Regions from separate parts of the Homo sapiens genome. Here region 1 is linked to region 2. A link is an interaction called in ENCODE POLR2A ChIA-PET data of the cell type or tissue named here. Cell type or tissue: OCI-LY7. All regions are shown on one strand. Each heading gives the region's core, and the rest is flanking DNA. Links, peaks and the distances in the headings are about the cores only. Region 1 overlaps ZC3H12D (zinc finger CCCH-type containing 12D). Region 2 has its middle 83 kb from the start of UST-AS2.

Region 1 (8,329 bases), core at 248-8,247, 350 kb before region 2:
TGTGTTCCTCAGCTCATGGCCCCTTCTATCTTCAAAGCCAGCAATGGCCTGAAATGATATACACAATGTGGCATGTCTGTGTACATATATGTGTTTCTCTGGGGGAAAGAGTCACAGCTTTCAATAGACACTTAAAGGGTCTGTCATCCCCAAAAATATGATAACCCACTGACATAGAATGAGACATTACAGATAATTCTATGCTTTGTGGCCAGGGATTTATTTTTCCTCTGCCTTTCAGGAGGCACTAGGCCATGTGTCCCCTGTTAGCACAGAGAATGTGAGAGTGGGCCATCAGTTCTTGTTCTGACCCTCTCAGTTACACAGGAAAGGACTTGACAGGCTTGACTATGGTCAACACTGGCTGGAATCAGACCCTGACCCCCACCTGTGCTTCCTAGCCATGACACAATAGGTAGAAGTTTCTGTGGGCTTCTTTCCCCAGTGCTTTAGAATGTTTAGCCCAATGCCATTGGTCGTGCTTGGCTGAACCCAGAAGACCTGGCTGCTGCTCTCTGGAGGTTGACAGAGTGGGCCACTGGCCCAGTGCTTTTTACAGAAATGGGCTCTCCTAAGCAGGACTACTGGCATCATTCCTCATTTTGTAAGAGGTGGGTCAACGTAATGAGAACTCCAAGTGATGATGTGGGGAGAGTGGAAGATGGGGACCTGGTAAACAGACCTATGGCTGCCCCCAGTTTTGCTGGACCTCTTGCTGTACCCCATAAAGGAAACCAGGGAAGTCAGAAGTACAGGACCGCTAGGCCAGGGCTGCCCAACACAACTCCCCGCAGTGAGGGCAAGGCCCACCCCTGCCCTGTCCCCACAGAGCCACTTGCCACGTGTGACGTTCGAGCACTTGAAATGTGGCCAGTGCAACCAAGGAACTGGCTTCTATATTTTATTTTTTCAATTAATTTTAACTTAAATGTGAATAGCCAGGTGTGGCAAGTGGCTGTAGATTGGACTGTACAGCTGTCCCTTTTCAGCCATCCAGCTGTGTGACCTTAGGTAGGTCACCTGGCTTGAGCCCTATTTACACAATTAGGATGTTGGACTAAACCTTAAAAGGCCTTTTCATCTCTAATGGGTGAGGATTCAAGGTGGTTATTTTACATATGCTTGAAATAAATATATACATTTTATTTTTATTTTTTTTTTCTTCAGACGGAGTCTTGCTCTTTTGCCAGGCTAGAGTGCATTGGTCCAATCTCGGCTCTCTGCAACCTCCACTTCCCGGGTTCAGTTGATTCTCCTGCCTCAGTCTCCTGAGTAGCTGGGATTACGGGTGCCTGCCACTACACCTGGCTAATTTTTGTAGTTTTTTGTTTGTTTGTTTTGAGACAGTCTCACTGTGTTGCCCAGGCTGGAGTGAAGTGGTGAGATCTTGGCTCGCTGCAACCTCTACCTCCTGGGTTCAAGCAATTCTCCTGACTCAGCCTCCCGAGTAGCTGGGACTACAGGTGTGTGCCAATATGCCTGGCTAATTTTTTGTATTTTTAGTAGACACTGGGTTTCACCATGTTGGCCAGGCTGGTCTTGAACTCCTGACCTCAAGTGATCCACCCACCTCAGCCTCCAAAGTGCTGGGATTATAGGTGTGAGCCACCGCGCCTGGTCAATACATTTTTCTCGTAAAGGAATTTCTCTTCTTTAGAGGTTCAGAGAGAGTAAGTAACTTGCCTGAGGTCACAGAGCAAGAAGAGCCAGCTCTGGATTCAGTGCTCTCTCCAATGCCCCATGTTCCCCCCAGACATTACCATTCCTTCTGCTCTCCCCCGGCCTAGGAAAGGACCACAGGGTAGGAGACCCTGACCCAGAGGCGGGCTCTGGCTGCAGTTGACAAGCCCTGGACTTGTCAGCTGCAGGCAGGTGTGAGGCCCCACTCCCTTCACAGGGACCCTCTGCAGGGCTGGTGCCCAGGATGCCCTCAGGGTGCCACATGTGCCTCAAATAGTAGCTCTCATGGACTAGCAGCCCAAAGACTGATTTCTCAGTGCAGTCTCCATACCTTAAAGGTAGGGCTGTGTGTGTGTTTCCGTGAGAAAGAGAGGGACATCAGCTCGGGTCATTCAGCTGAATACCTGAGTCCATAGATACCTGGCTTTAAGAATAATGTCCAGCAACTTTTTAAAAAGAAGGCAGCTTTCATTGAAAGCGTGTTCAAAATGGCATCATGGTGTGTGGGAAGAGCATGAATTCTCACGAGCCAACAGTTGCAGCATTTTCTTTTTTTTTTTGAGATGGAGTCTCGCTCTGTCGCCCAGGCTGGAGTGCAGTGGCGCCATCTCGGCTCACTGCAAGCTCCGCCTCCCGGGTTCACGCCATTCCCCTGCCTCAGCCTCCCAAGTAGCTGGGACTACAGGTGCCCGCCACCACGTCCAGCTAATTTTTTTGTACTTTTAATACAGACGGGGTTTCACCGTGTTAGCCAGGATGGTCTCGATCTCCTGACTTAGTGATCCACCCGCCTCGGCCTCCCAAAGTGCTGGGATTACAGGCTTGAGCCATCGCTCCCGGCTGAGTTGCAGCATTTTCTTGCCTAGGGTGGGCAGACTCACAAGTGCCCAGCCTGTTTTACATTCTGTAGGCAAATCTAGAAAAGGCGGGATTCAAAGTACAACCTTGGGGGGAAAGCACCTGATAATTTCACATCCTCTTACTGCCCCAGAGTAGGGTTTCATGTAAATGTGTCCTCATTTTGGAGTGCACAGGGCTTTTTGCTTTGGCTGTTGTTTACATTTTTACACTCTCAGGACACTCTGCAGGCTCTGGTTTGTGCTGGAGTAAGGGATCTCCAAGGAAGAGAGAGATCAGGCTTGAAATCATACCTCTCAGTTTTCATCATGCCCCCCTCAGTGGGTTCCCAGCAGGCAAGAAAGAGAATGGTGGGGGTTTATGACCGGGCTGGGGGTCAGACCTGCTTCTGAGACCCTGACTCTGTTCTGTCTGACGTTAGCCTTGGGCTCCTGCCTGTCTGCACCCATTTCTTGTAAGGCGAAAGCTCCCAGATCAGCCCCTGCTCACGGTCTCTTTCCCCTGCCTTGAGCTGGGGAGAGATCTCCTGGTGAGAAGGGTCAGAGTGTTTGCAATTGAACCCCCAGTAAGAAACAGAGTGGCAAGAGCAGCTTCCCTTCACATCTCAGACCCCTGAGGAATCATTGCTCCTCTCTTTCCTCCTGCCCATAGCCACAACCTTCCTCCATATGTGACTGCTTTGGGAGCCCCTAGCCTCTGCAGGAACTACTTGGCAATAGTCAAAGATGCAGTGGTGTACAATTGGATTGTCTAGTTACTGAAACTGGCTGGCACTCTGATTGCAGCTACCCCAGGCACAGTTGTCAGGCAGGCAAAATTTGCCTTGGGTGCCAACCCACTTCCTCTTTGTACCTTTGGTTATTCAAAACTCCCATCTCTGGTGGGGTGCAGTGGCTTATGCCTGTAATCCTAGCACTTTGGGAGGCCAAGGCAGGCGAATCACCTGAGGTCAGGAGTTTGAGACCAGCCTGACCAACGTGGAGAAACCCCGTCTCTACTAAAAATACAAAATTAGCTGGGTGTGGTGATGCATGCTTGTAATCCCAGCTACTCGGGAGGCTGAGGCAGGAGAATCGCTTGAACCTGGGAGGTGGAGGTTGTGGTGAGCTGAGATTGCGCCATTGCACTCCAGTCTGGGCAACAAGAACAAAACTCCGTCTCAAAAACAAACAGAAAACAAAAACAAAACTCCCAGCTCCTGTCTCCTTTTCCCAGGGCCTGGCTCTCGGCTTGCTGCCTGATGAGCTGGTTCACAGTGTTGGTTAATAAGGGCATGAGGTGCCTTTTCTAAGCATGAGCATTTAAACTGTGGGTTACTATTCCTCCAAAAGAACTGCCATCTGGATCCTGAGGTATAGATGGAGTTGGGGGGAATCAATGGTCTTTGGGAGACTAGGGAGGAAGAGTTTTGCAGCCTAAGGGGTCAGGCTTTGAGGGCTGCCCCTAGATCAGAGAGATGGACACATTGTTTTGCTTCAGTTTCCTCAAGGGTAAAATGGGGACAAGGTCACTTCCTCAAGGGCTTCTTGTAATGATTAAATGAGGCAAAACGTGCAAAGTGCCCTGGCAGACAGAACCCTCTACAGATCTTAAAAATGAGCTCCAAGGCCAGGCGCAGTGGCTCATGCCTGTAATCTCAGCACTTTGGGAGGCCAACATGGGAGGATCACCTGGGGCCAGGAGTTCAAGACCGGCCTGGGCAACATAGCCAGACCTCATCTCTACAACAAATTTTTAAAATTAGCCAGGTGTGGCAGTGCATACCTGTAGTCCCAGCGACTTGGGAGGCTGAGGTGGGAGGACTGCTTGAGCCTGAGAGGTTGAGGCTACTGTGAGCCATGATTGTACCATTGCACTCCAGCCTGGGTAACAGAATGAGACTCCATTTCTTAAATAAAAAAAAAAGAGCTCCAAGAAGCAGGGGTGATGTCTTTTCTTAGCATGCAGTGCAGAGCCTTGTAGTAGATATTCAGGAATTGCACTGAGTCTGTGAAGGAACGTGCAGATGAGTGGATGCCTTTGGTGTGTGCATTCCTGTCTGTGTGCTGGGGAGTGGGCTCCCAGGGCGACTGAGAGCTCTGCCAGGGTCCAGGTTCCCTTCCTGTCTCTCACCACTGAACACTGCCTCCTACACCCACCAAAGGTGTCAGAGATGGCTTGTGAATGGTTAAATGCAAATATGGAAGGAGACCCTGAAAAAAGAGCAGCAATTAAGAAACAGCTTTTTTATTTTATTTTATTTTATTTTATTTTATTTTATTTTATTTTATTTTATTTTATTTTTGAGATGGAGTCTTGCTCTGTCACCCAAGCTAGAATGCAGTGGCTTGATCTCGGCTCACTGAAACTTCTCCCTCCCGGGTTCAAGCGATTTTCCTGCCTCAGCCTCCTGTGTAACTGGGATTACAGGCATGCGCCACCACGCCTGGCTGATTTTTGTATTTTTAGTAAAGACGGGGTTTCACCATGTTGGTTAGGCTGGTCTCGAACTCCTGACCTCGTGATCCGCCCGCCTCGGCCTCCCAAAGTGCTGGGATTACAGGCGTGAGCCACAGCACCCAGCCAAGAAACAAGTTTTAAAATAATTGTGGTGGTGCTATTTTCCCTTGAGAATTAACTGAGGGTGGACTTGACTACATTGAAGAGATGCATGTGTCTCGGGGGTGACGTGAGGGAGGGTGTCATCAATTGTTCACTTTACTGCTTCAGGGACACAGAAAACGGACCTCATTTTCTATGACAGGCACGATATCTTCCCCTCTTTTTTAGGTAGGGGAGGGTACATCTTAACGTTTGCCAGTGTACATCAGGTGGGGCCTCCGTTTCTTCTGTCTCCTGGGCGACTCAGGCTCTGTGGTTCCTCTCCGCCCCCTCCCATCTCGGATGGCCTCTGGGGCCTTTGAGACCTGATATTGGCCGGAAAAGGGGTCTGGGGCCCTCACTGGGTTCTGTTGCACAGTGGCTGGGCTGGCCTGGCCTCTAAACGGGAAACATGGAAGTGGCCTTCTGGGAGCCATGCTGGCTTAAAGTGCTCTCTGCTCACTGGTGCCAGCTTGTCCATCCCCAGACAGTCCACCAGGCCTGGGGTCATGCGAGGGATGGGGTGTGGCTTCAGACTCACTTCTCCTCCAAGTCATGTTCCTCCAAGGCAGCCTTGCAGAAACCTGGTTTCTCTGAGGGGCTTGCAGCCTGCCCAGTCTGTGCTGAAAAACAAAGGTTCAGCCTCTTGTTCACAGTCTTGATGTTTCTCCATCTCCCCCTCCCCTATGGTTGGGCTGGGTGGAGCTGGAATTGGGGGGTGGGGTGAGGACCTCCTCCTCCTTCCATCTTCCCTCTTTTTCAGCTTCTGCTGGGCTGGAAAGGACCAGCGATCTGCTTCCTCTTCCCCCCCCCTTTTTTTTTTTTGAGATGGCGTCTCGCTCTGTCGCCCAGGCTGGAGTGCAGTGGTGCGATCTCAGCTCACTGTGACCTCCACCTCCCAGGTTCAAGTGATTCTCCTGCCTCAGCCTCCCGAGTAGCTGGAACTACATGTGCATGCCATCACACCTAGCTAAATTTTTTGTATTTTTAGTAGAGACAGGATTTCACCGTGTTAGCCAGGATGCTCTCGATCTCCTGACCTCGTGATCCTTTCTCCTTGGCCTCCGAAAGTGCTGGGATTACAGGTGTGAGCCACCACACCCGGCCTTCCTCTTCCTTTTGACCACAGATATCCCTGTTGATATTTTCTCCTCACTGTACAAGCCTCAGAGTTCAGCCTCAGTAGCGAAAGGGATATTTATCTTCTTCATTTTTTTTTTTTTTTTGAGACAGAGTCTCACACTGTCACCCAGGCTGGAGTGCAGTGGCTTGATCTCAGCTCACTGCAACCTCTGCCTCCCAGGCTCACGCGATTCTCCAGCCTCAGCCTCTCCAGTAGCTGGGATTACAGGCACGTGCCACCACACCCAGCTAATTTTTGTATTTTTAGTAAAGATGCGGTTTCACCATGTTGGTCAGGCTGGTCTTGAACTCCTGACCTCAGGTGATCCGCCCACCTCAGCCTCCCAAAGTGCTGGGATTACAGGCATGAGCCACCGCGTCCTTTTTCTTTTATAAACTTGTGACTATCCTAATCTTCCTTGAGAAAATAGCAGGAAAGGTCACATACGAGAGAGAGCACAGCAGTGTGAATTCAAAATGTCATCCTTGTCTGCATATGGGTTGGCTGCCAGGCTTCTCGGGAGAAGGCACGAGTGGCGTAGTGGCCCTTGGCTCTCTAAGAACTTATCCTTGCCCCTCCCTTTACACCTGTTGCCCGGGCTCATTCCTCGTGCTCCAGCCCCACTCCTGTCTTTCTGGTCCCTAGACCATGTCAGTTATGCCTGTGTTTGGATCCTTCCGGTCAGCTCTTCCCTTTGCTTCAGCTTCTCCTCTAGCTGCTTCTCAGCTGAGTTTCTTCTCAGCCATTCGTTTATTCAACAGCTTTTAAAGTGAGTCATTACAATTATTAGACACGATGCTGGGCACTGAGAGTTCTGTGGTGAGCAAGAGGAGCCCACGGTTTAAAGAAGGGAGACCCAGGCAATCCCCTGGATGGGTGCCAACGTTCCCCAGTGCCAGGAAGGAGCGGGAGGGTGCAGTGAGAGCTCGTGAGAGGGATCTGCAGGAGTCTAGGGAGTAGGGGATGCTTTCCTGAGGAAGTGAGGATGAAGCTGGGATCTGAAGGCGGAAGAGGATGTGGAGTGATCTAATTTGAGGCCAGGTTCTGTCTCACACATGGCTGAGTCCAGTTGATTTTGCCTTCTCAATATCTCAAATCTATCCACTTGTCTCCCTCCAGCGAAACCCCACTGACCCCACTGACTGAGTCTGAGGGACGTCTTCAGGTTTCACCAGTCACTTGGAGCAGCGTTTGGTGACCCCTTTTCCCCTGGCTTTCCTGATGCACATCCTCTGGTTTTCTTCCTCCTTCTCAGATCCGTCCCTCCTGAGTCCCATATGATATTGCCCCCCTCTACCTATAACCAGCTGCGAAGTCGCAGAGTTCCTCCAGCCCAGGCTGCTCACTTTCTCTCCAGGCGAGCAGGAAATTCTGTCCATGCTGTGGCCTCAGCTATTGCTTACACAGAGACGGCCTACAACTTTAATCACTCAGACATCTCCACTGAACCCTAGCTGTTTACTTAACATTTCCTCTAAGTGGAAATGTTAACAGCTCAATATGTGTCTAAAATAGAACTCATGATCTTTCCCTCTAACCCTGTTCCTTTCCAGAATTCCTGGTGTCAGTGAATAGCCTGCCATCCTCTTACACAAGCCAGAGATCTTGAGTCATCTTTGATGCCTTCTTCTCTATCACTCCCATATCCAATCAGTCATTGAGTTCTGGAGATTTGACCTTCTAAATAAATATCTCTCAAGTTCACCTACTCTTCTCCCTCATCCACCACCATCAGCTTAGTCCAAGTCACCGTCAATTTTTGCTATGTCGCCCAAGCTGGAGTGCAGTGGCGCGATCTCGGCTCACTACAACCTCCGCCTCCCAGGTTCGAGCAATTCTCCTGCCTCAGCCCCCTGAGTAGCTGGGATTATAGGCATGCGCCACCACGCCTGGCTAATTTTTGTATTTTTAGTAGAGACAGGGTTTCACCATGTTGGCCAGGATGGTCTTGATCTCCTGACCTCATGATCCACCTGCCTCGGCCTCACAAAGTTCTGGGATTACAGGCGTGAGCCACCACGCCCGGCCTCAGATTGAGCTTTTTGAATCATCACAACGCATCACATCATCTACTTCCAATCTTGAAAT
Region 2 (8,329 bases), core at 311-8,310:
ATACATGAATTTAAGTCAATTCTTCCTTTTGTTAGGTTATTTTTAGCATCAATTCTGTGGACTCCAATCATGACTTTCATATGTCTTTGCAATATCTAGTTATGTCATAAATTTAATTGAAGGTGCAATAAACTATTCTTAAAATGCCCTCTTAAAAATGTACTGATTGACATTTTACATTAGCAGTAAGATGCAATAAGGTGGGAGCTATTAAAAACAAAATAGAAGATGTGTCTTGAGACCTTTTGGTGGGGTGTCACCAATCAAAATACAACAGTTTTTTTTTTTTTGCCACAGGCTTTATGGAAGGAAGAGATAAAGTACAAACTGCCCAGTAATGGTATGAATCATACAACTTCTCTTCCTTCATTTCCTAGGGGACTGTTGACTTTTTGGCTATAAGAGAGAAACAGAATTGATCATGTATGATCAGAATGACCCTTGATCATCAGGAGTTCAGAGCTGCTGAGTGATTTTTAGACTGAGGTGAAGTCGAGGCTCAGAGAGGGAAGGTTTTAGAAAGCTGCTCCAGACACCATGTAGCTGTGTTGGTTCCTGAGCTGCCCAGGGGAAAAATACACACATCTGTGACAACAGGATTGAGCTCCTCTGGATTTTCATCAACCCTTCTATTGCCTGGACTACAGGCTCCCAATGGTGTGCCCAGACTTGGGTTCCTTCTTCTCAGTGAGGCCTGGTGGGGTATGGGGTTTCCAGAGCTTCCTGGCCTGTTGTTTCTGGCTGTGAGTGGCCCTGCTTATTTACCTTGTTCCCCAGTGTGTGGTTCAAATACGATCATGTTTCCCATGCACCATGACAACAGAGAGGATGGGAAGCACTGTATTGGACCATGTTCCCTAAAGTTAAGTTGTACAATGCACCCCACACTTTTCTGGGAGAACTTAAGTTTCATTGATTCCCGTTTCCAGAGGCTCCATACACAGAATCTTCCTTTCTGTTTCAACTTTTTTCTTCAGTGCCCCACATGAAATAACTTTTGTAAACAGGTATGGTATAGACAAGCCATCCGCTTATTTCCCTTTCAGGCCAAGCACTCCCAAGAGAACTGTAAGACCTGGGGTAGACACGCATGATGTCTACCTGGGAGGACACGAAAGAACTGGGCATCTTGTGGCCATTTGCTGGGAAATGGCGAAGACCACCATAGACATGGAAGTCCTCTTCTGTGGATCAGTGGCACTGCCCCAAGCCATAGAACAAAGAATGATGACCAGAGAGGGGTATGGGGGCTCCTAATGCTGGTGAGGAGTGAGGGATGGGCAAGGAGACCTGAGCCCACAGGATCAGCAGATTGCTACCTCTCCTTCCAGAGACAGAACACAAGGGCCACTGTGGAAATCTTTACTTGATGGGGATCAGTTTGGGGAGCAGTACGCAGACCCTTTCTGCCCCAGTGCCTTTTGCAAATGCCGTTGGGGCAGTGAGGGTCTGTGTACTGCCCCCTGTATGATTATTAAATGATTATTAGATCTAAGTCATTTTTAAAAAGAGAGAGATATAGAACCACTGATTATAGTTTTTGATGAGCACAAGATAAGTGGCCACCACCTGGAGCTGATGTGACTCTTGCCAGGAGCAAGGCAACTCAGCATTTTGAAACTTTTCTGCCTAACCGTAGTGCAGAACTAGGTATGATTTCTCCTAGCTCTTATAGAATATCTAAACTAGCTAAGGGATCCCCTGTTTCTGCCACTGTGGATACCAGCTGTCTGGGGGAGCTATGGCTGTTATGTAATCACCAGAGACCTTAGTCTGTGTCACTAGCAGACTCCAGGGAAATTTCTTCTGTAGCACACATCCCCTGGGGTTCTGGCCTGATCCCAGGTTCCCTGAGATATGGTGTCTACTCTGCCTTCTCCTCTCCGCCCCTGCCCCACCCTTGATGCGGGTACTTAAGGAACTTAGGACAATTTGGAACTTTCAGGGCTCAGCACATTGTGACTGGAAAGAGAATAGGGTTTGGGATCAGACAGACCCGTGCTGGCCATACAGTCTTGTTATTTACATTTGCTAAACCTGTGTCCTCATCTCCCAAATGGAAAATATAATAGGATTCACTTCCTAGGTTCTCATGAGGCTTCAGGGAGAAAGTGTCTAAAGCACCTGGCACACAGTAGGCTTTTCAATGATGTCCTGTTCCCATGTCATGGTTTCTCTGTGCCCTCAGAAGAGCATGGGACTGAGGGTGTGTGAAGGCTCTGCTTCAGCAACTCAAAACCAAGGGCATCTCAGAGCTAACCCAGGACCTACATTCTGAACCACTGGCAAGTGGAGCAGCTTCCCAGGGAAGCTCCAGGTTGGCCCAATAATAGACTGAATCTGATGAAATTAGAATGGAGCCAGGCCAGCTAGAGAGAAGACAGTAACTAGAAAGTCAGCAGCCTGTCATGAAAACTAAATGGCCCCATCTAGGACAGTAAATAACAATCTGGAGACTCGGGGCAGCATGAAATACCTTACCATCTATGCAAGCAATTTACTTCTTGACAGGATCAACATTTTCACATCTCCACTAATGCTAGCAACTGCCACTAAGAAAAATTAAACCTCATGGTTCTTTGAAGCCACTGTTTAGTCAGGTTTCTGTTACTTAGAGCTGAACATAAACACTAACCAACCCAAGATGGGGTGATGGTGAAGAAGGTTCTAGAAATGGAGTAGCAAAATCAATCAAAGAACCAAAGAGATGAGAATGAAAACTTGGTTGGAAGAGATGCAACACTTGGCAATCTGCATTTTGTGGGGAGACAGAGATTTTATGAACATCCAGAACTCATTTGCATACATCCCTGGGCCAAATGGGTATCTCAGGGAAAGAGAAATCACAAGTAGCCTGATTGAGCAGCCAGTGCAAGTCCTATATGCAAATTAACACTTTGGGCATATCAGGCTATCGATAATGAACTTTATTTGCCTGGCTTGCCATCCGGGCTGGATCACACCTAGGGACACATAGTATTGCCAGTTTCCTAATATAATCTAACTTTAAACATATTACCATCATTCTGGATGTAACAACATGCTCTTAGTTTTCCTTTCATAATATCCTGGATGGACTCCACTTGCCTTCCTGGAACCGAGCCCCCGTCGGGCAGTGGAAAAACCAAAGCTTGAAGCCACAGCCATTTGCTTAACCCAGCACAACTAAGCAGCTGGAAGACCTTGACCAAGCCACCTAAATACCCTGTGCTTCGGGTTTCTCATCTGTCAAAAGACAACAGCCATCCTGACTTCAGTGGATTGTCATAGAGCATGGCGGAAAGGGCTTAGCACAACGCTGGTCACGCTGCAGGCAAAGAACTAATGAGTGGTACCTACTCCCTGCCTTGCCAACTCCCCTGTCTCCCCTCACTGCTCATACTAAATTGACTCTGAGTTTTACCTGCTCTTTTAAATCTGACATCAAATCAGGAATTCTCCACTTTGAAACGCTTCCATATGTGGACTCTGCCTGTGCTGGTACCTGAGATTGCTTTCCCATGCATCAAGTGATGAGTTTGGCCCTTTCCTCTCTGCTGCCTGAGTTCCTGAGCTATCACTAATGATTGCTAATGGTCAGCATCCCCCATACTCTGTGAGGCCCTGAGGTTAGGACCCTGTTGTGTCTGTTGTTCTATCTCCAGCCCCTAGGACAGTTCTTGATCCATAGTTAATGCTCACAGACTCGTGGAATAAATGAGTGAATGAATGAAGTCCTTGAGCATCGCATAGGTAGCACGGAAATGTCCTAATAAAGTACTTTGTGTAGGCAAAGGCTCAGAAAACTTTTGTGGAACAAAAACATTTCAGTCCTACCTTCCCAGCTTTGGTGACTCTAATTGCTATGAATTCTTACCACTTCCTTCTTTTTTTTTTTTTTTTTTGAGACAGAGTCTAGCTCTGTCGCCAGGCTGGAGTGCAGCAGCCCGATCTCGTCTCACTGCAACCTCTGCCTCCCGGGTTCAAGCAATTCTCCTGCCTCAGCCACTCAAGTAGCTGGGACTACAGGCTCATGCCACCACACCTGGCTAATTTTTGTATTTTTAGTAGAGACGGAGTTTCACCACGTTGGCCAGGATGGTCTCGATCTCTTGACCTCGTGATCTGCCAGCCTCAGCCTCCCAAACACTTCCTTCTTTTTCAGCAAGAGAAGTAACCAGGGCAGCACAGAAACCCTCTAGAGCTATACAACCCTGTAACTATGTTTTATAATAGCTCCGTTCTTTCACAAACCTTCCTCCTTCCTGACCTACTCAAGGGAGGGAAACTGGGAGCATTATCAAAATATCAGTAGCTTATCTCTGAAAAAAACATTTTTCCCTGGCTGTCAAATTGAGCATAGCTAAGCACATTTAAGAGATTACAATGGAACCTTGAAATTATACCTTGTAATAGTGACAACTACCACCACAACTGACATTAACAAGCTCCAGGATGTGCCAGGCAGTGTCCTAAGCATTTTGTTTATCAGCTCTTCCCAACAACCTTATGACAGAGGCAACATCAGCATTTTACTGATGAAAAAACCAAGATACAAAGCGGTTAAAGAACTTGCCTAGAGTTACTAGTAACTGATGAAGCTGAGATTTGAATCAAGGCTATCTAATCTAGAACTGGAACTCTTTTTTTTTTTTTTTTTGAGATGGAGTCTAGCTCTGTCACCCAGGCTGGAGTGCAGTGGTGCAATCTCGGCTCACTGCAAGCTCTGCCTCCCGGGTTCACGCCATTCTCCAGCCTCAGCCTCCCAAGTAGCTGGGACTACAGGCATCCGCCACCACACCCAGCTAATTTTTTTGTATTTTTAGTAGAGATGGGGTTTCACCGTGTTAGCCAGGATGGTCTCAATCTCCTGACCTTGTGATCCTCCCGCCTCGGCCTCCCAAAGTGCTGGGATTACAGGCATGAGCCACCGCTCCTGGCCTAGAACTGGAACTCTTAACCACTGAGCTATACCAAAGTTTATTATTATTATTTTGGCCCCAAAATTGGGTAACACTGATCCAATCAAAAGACTTCTTAGTTTTTGGCTTATTGAATAAAACTCCTGAAAGTACAATTTCACATACATGTCACCCCGCTTCCCCCAACTGGCTCTCAAAGATAATATCAAAGTGAAATTCTGCATTAGCTTGCTTAGTCCTATTATGGCCTAGTAAATGTTTTTCTATTTTGTTTAGAAGAACTTGTAATCTGGTTCCCACTCTTCTTTCCTTGCATGTTTTACAGAACACATCGTGCTTGCAGAGAGAGCAAACCATGCCTGTCCCTTGTGGAGCCCACAGTGCTATGTGCTTAGTGTGGCAGTTGGGCCAGGAATGAAAACAACTACACCATAGTAACAATCCGTCATTCTGTCCATCTGCTACCCAAGAGGGATCTTAAAATAGTTTCAATTCACCTTTAAAATCCACTGCTCTATGAAGGGCTTGTAACACTTGGCGGCCTTGGAAGCCTGCCTGAGAAACAGGACTGCTATTCGGACTACTGGTGTCCAGCTGTAAGCCTCCTTGGAGGGAAACAAGCCATCCATTCATTGGGCTGTTGTGAAATTTTCCTTCCCCACCAGCCCTCCCAGCCAAGAAGGAGAATACCTGGAGGAATGGCATTCTGAATTTTTGTTCTTCCTAATGTAGGGCCTGAGTTTTTATTTTCTTAATGGCCTACTCTTTTTTTTTCTTCCTGCTTAACCCTCTTCTGCTCCAACTCCCCAACCCTACAGCTTTCCCCTTCTTTTAGCTTTTCTTTCTTCAGCTGAGGGATTGGGTGTGAGTCGAAATTTTATGGTCTAGAATTTCCAAATTGATTCATGGGGTAACTATCCCCAAACCAGCACAGTTTTAATTAGGGTAGGAGTAATGAAATGGGAGACTCCCTGGACCCCTTTGTGGGACTTTCAACAGGGGTGTGGCTTGTTTGCTCTGCCACCACATGCTCAAACCACTTACAGGAGGGGAGCATGCCGGTGAGCAGGTGCCGGAGCCAGGGTGAGCACTTTTGGGCTCTGGCCCCATGGCAGTGTCTACGAGTATTACAGTGCTCTTTCAGCCCTGCTGTCCAGGGATGGCTTAAGTGTTAAACAGCTCAGTGAAGAGTCAGGGTGACAGCCTTTTTGGGATTCTGCACCCAGTGCATCCCAAATTCTTGCCTTGCATCCAGGAAGAATCAGGTTACATGTACTTGAAAGATGGTGAATGCGGGGATTTTACTGGGTGATGGAGGTGGCTCTCAGTGGGATGGGAAGCTGGAGAGGGGATGGAGTGGGAAGATGATCTTCCCCTGGAGTTCAGCCATCCTGAAGCTGATCTCCTCTCCGACTGCCCCCAGCCAAACTCCTCTCAGGTGCTTCCTCTCTTCTCTCATTCTCTGCCATGCCGCTCTGCTGCTCTGCTGCTCTGCCATGCTTCTGCTCGTGGAGCAGATTTTTATGGGTACAGGATGGGGGGTGTGGTGGGCCAGGGTGGTCTTGGAAAAGGCAACAGTTGGGGACAAAAACAGGAATGCCTATTCCCATTTAAGGCCTTGGGTGACCAGGCTTGAGGGTGGGGCCTTTGCTGGGGAACCACCCTCTACTACCCGGTATTTCCTTGCCTCTTGTGCATATCAGTAGTATGAGTGAAGTGAGACCTTCCTGGGCAAACCCAGACATCTGGTCCCTGGGGTTAGCTCTGGCTCCACTGAGCAGCACCAAAGAGCATGGAGATGCTCAGCATGTGGCAGCTGGAGAGAACAGCATCACCCTTTGTTGGCTCCTGGTTCTGGTGCCTAATTGTGTTCTAGATCTCGACAGGGCACGGCCAGTGGGGATTAAAACAGGACAGAAGATTCTCCTTTTTGCTATTTCCATTTTTTTAAAGGTTGCATTCTCAATATTCTAGTAGTCTAGCCTATCAGATCTCTGTGTGAATTTGAAAGTTAGATCGCAAAATTTCAGTCTCACACATTTTTTTTTCCATTTTAATTTTCGTTTAGGCTGTGAAACCTAGCTTAAAATAAACTTAGAGTAGTTTTTGTTTCTTACGGGAGATGGCATAGGCCTTAGATTATTTACTGTCTCTTTCTGAAGAATTTAACGCAAACATGGATATCAGACCAAATCATACAATTTATATCAACAATATGAATGACAAAATTAAAAAGGAAGAATTGAAGAGATGCCTATATGCCCTGTTTTCTCAGTTTGGTCATGTGGTGGACTTTGTGGCTTTAAAGACCATGAAGATGAGGGGCAGGGCTTTGTCATATTTAAGGAACTGGGCTCATCCACAAATGCTTAGAGACAGTCACAAGGATTTCCATTTTATGGTAAACCAATGCGAATACATATGCAAAAACAGATTTGGATATAATATCTGAAATGTGTGGCACTTTTGCTGACAAAGAAAAGAAAAAAGCCAAAACTGTGGAACAGACTGCAACAACCACAAACAAAAGGCCTGGCTAGGGAACTCCAAATTCAGCTAGTACCCAAGGAAATTCAACACCAAATCCTCAGGTCCTCGATTACCCTCCAAACTATATTTTATTCCTTAATAACTTACCAGAAGAGACTAATGAGATGATGTTATCCATGCTGTTTAATCAGTTCCCTGGCTTCAAGGAAGTATGTCTAGTACCAGGGAGGCATGACATTGCTTTTGTTGAATTTGAAAATGATGGGAAGGCTGGAGCTGCCAGGGATGCTTTACAGGGATTTAAGATCACAACATCCCATGCTATGAAGATCACCTATGCCAAGAAATAAAATTTGGGAGAGTCATCTTTAAAGGACTTGGTGTTATTTATAGTGTTTGTTTTGCTAACATTTGGTTGGGTCATTGTAATAGAGATTAGGGGAAGTGAAAGTGAAATTTTTGTGAAGGACTTAAATTATCTAGTATTTCTTTAGCCTTGGTGAATTATGAAATACGAAGGCCTTAATTTTGTACAATAAACTTTGATTTGTATTCTGTGAAAAATAAATAAATAAACTTAGAGCTACGCTTCATATGCATTCTCTGGGGATAATGCTATCAGATCAAGAATATCTTAGAGGTGTAATTGCATATATTCTCACTTGTCACCCACACCAAAGCCATGAGGTAGGTGGCACAGTTGAATCATTTTTGAACATAGAACATGCCATTTTGATTTAAAATCAAATTATGGCAACTAGAGCTGGGCATGGTGGCTCATGCTTGTAATCCCAACATCTTTGGAGGCCGAGGTGGGAGGATCACTTGAGTCCAAGAGTTCAAGACCAGCCTGGGCAACATAGAGAGACCCTTGTCTCTACAGAAAAAGAAAAAATTAGCTATGCATGGTGGCACAGCTGTAGTCCTAGCTACTTGGG

Evidence for each region. Peaks named below come from ENCODE experiments on the same cell type or tissue, not always from the same donor. Only the 100,000 strongest peaks of a DNase experiment are listed, where the experiment ranks them.
Region 1: POLR2A ChIA-PET joins it to region 2 with 8 read pairs; 3 of 35 experiments call an interaction of 5 or more read pairs at or near these places.

Annotation. Positions count from the first base shown.
Region 1 is chr6:149,463,369-149,471,697 of GRCh38, reverse strand. All of the region lies in intron 2 of ZC3H12D (zinc finger CCCH-type containing 12D), which reads left to right. Among named protein-coding and RNA genes, the nearest start is that of ZC3H12D, 17 kb to the left of the region's middle. RefSeq lists enhancers at 5,544-5,593, 5,684-5,913. In OCI-LY7, for the core only: no CTCF peak of the experiment used is centred there; DNase peaks (open chromatin) are centred at 2,617, 3,347, 5,327, 5,767 and 2 weaker places; H3K4me3 peaks cover 4,197 bases; H3K27ac peaks cover 6,213 bases.
Region 2 is chr6:149,111,421-149,119,749 of GRCh38, reverse strand. It overlaps the pseudogene LOC729200. Among named protein-coding and RNA genes, the nearest start is that of UST-AS2, 83 kb to the right of the region's middle. RefSeq lists a silencer at 1,723-2,017 and an enhancer at 6,462-6,571. In OCI-LY7, for the core only: CTCF peaks have their summits at 7,907 and 8,109; a DNase peak (open chromatin) is centred at 7,839; H3K4me3 peaks cover 755 bases; H3K27ac peaks cover 1,314 bases.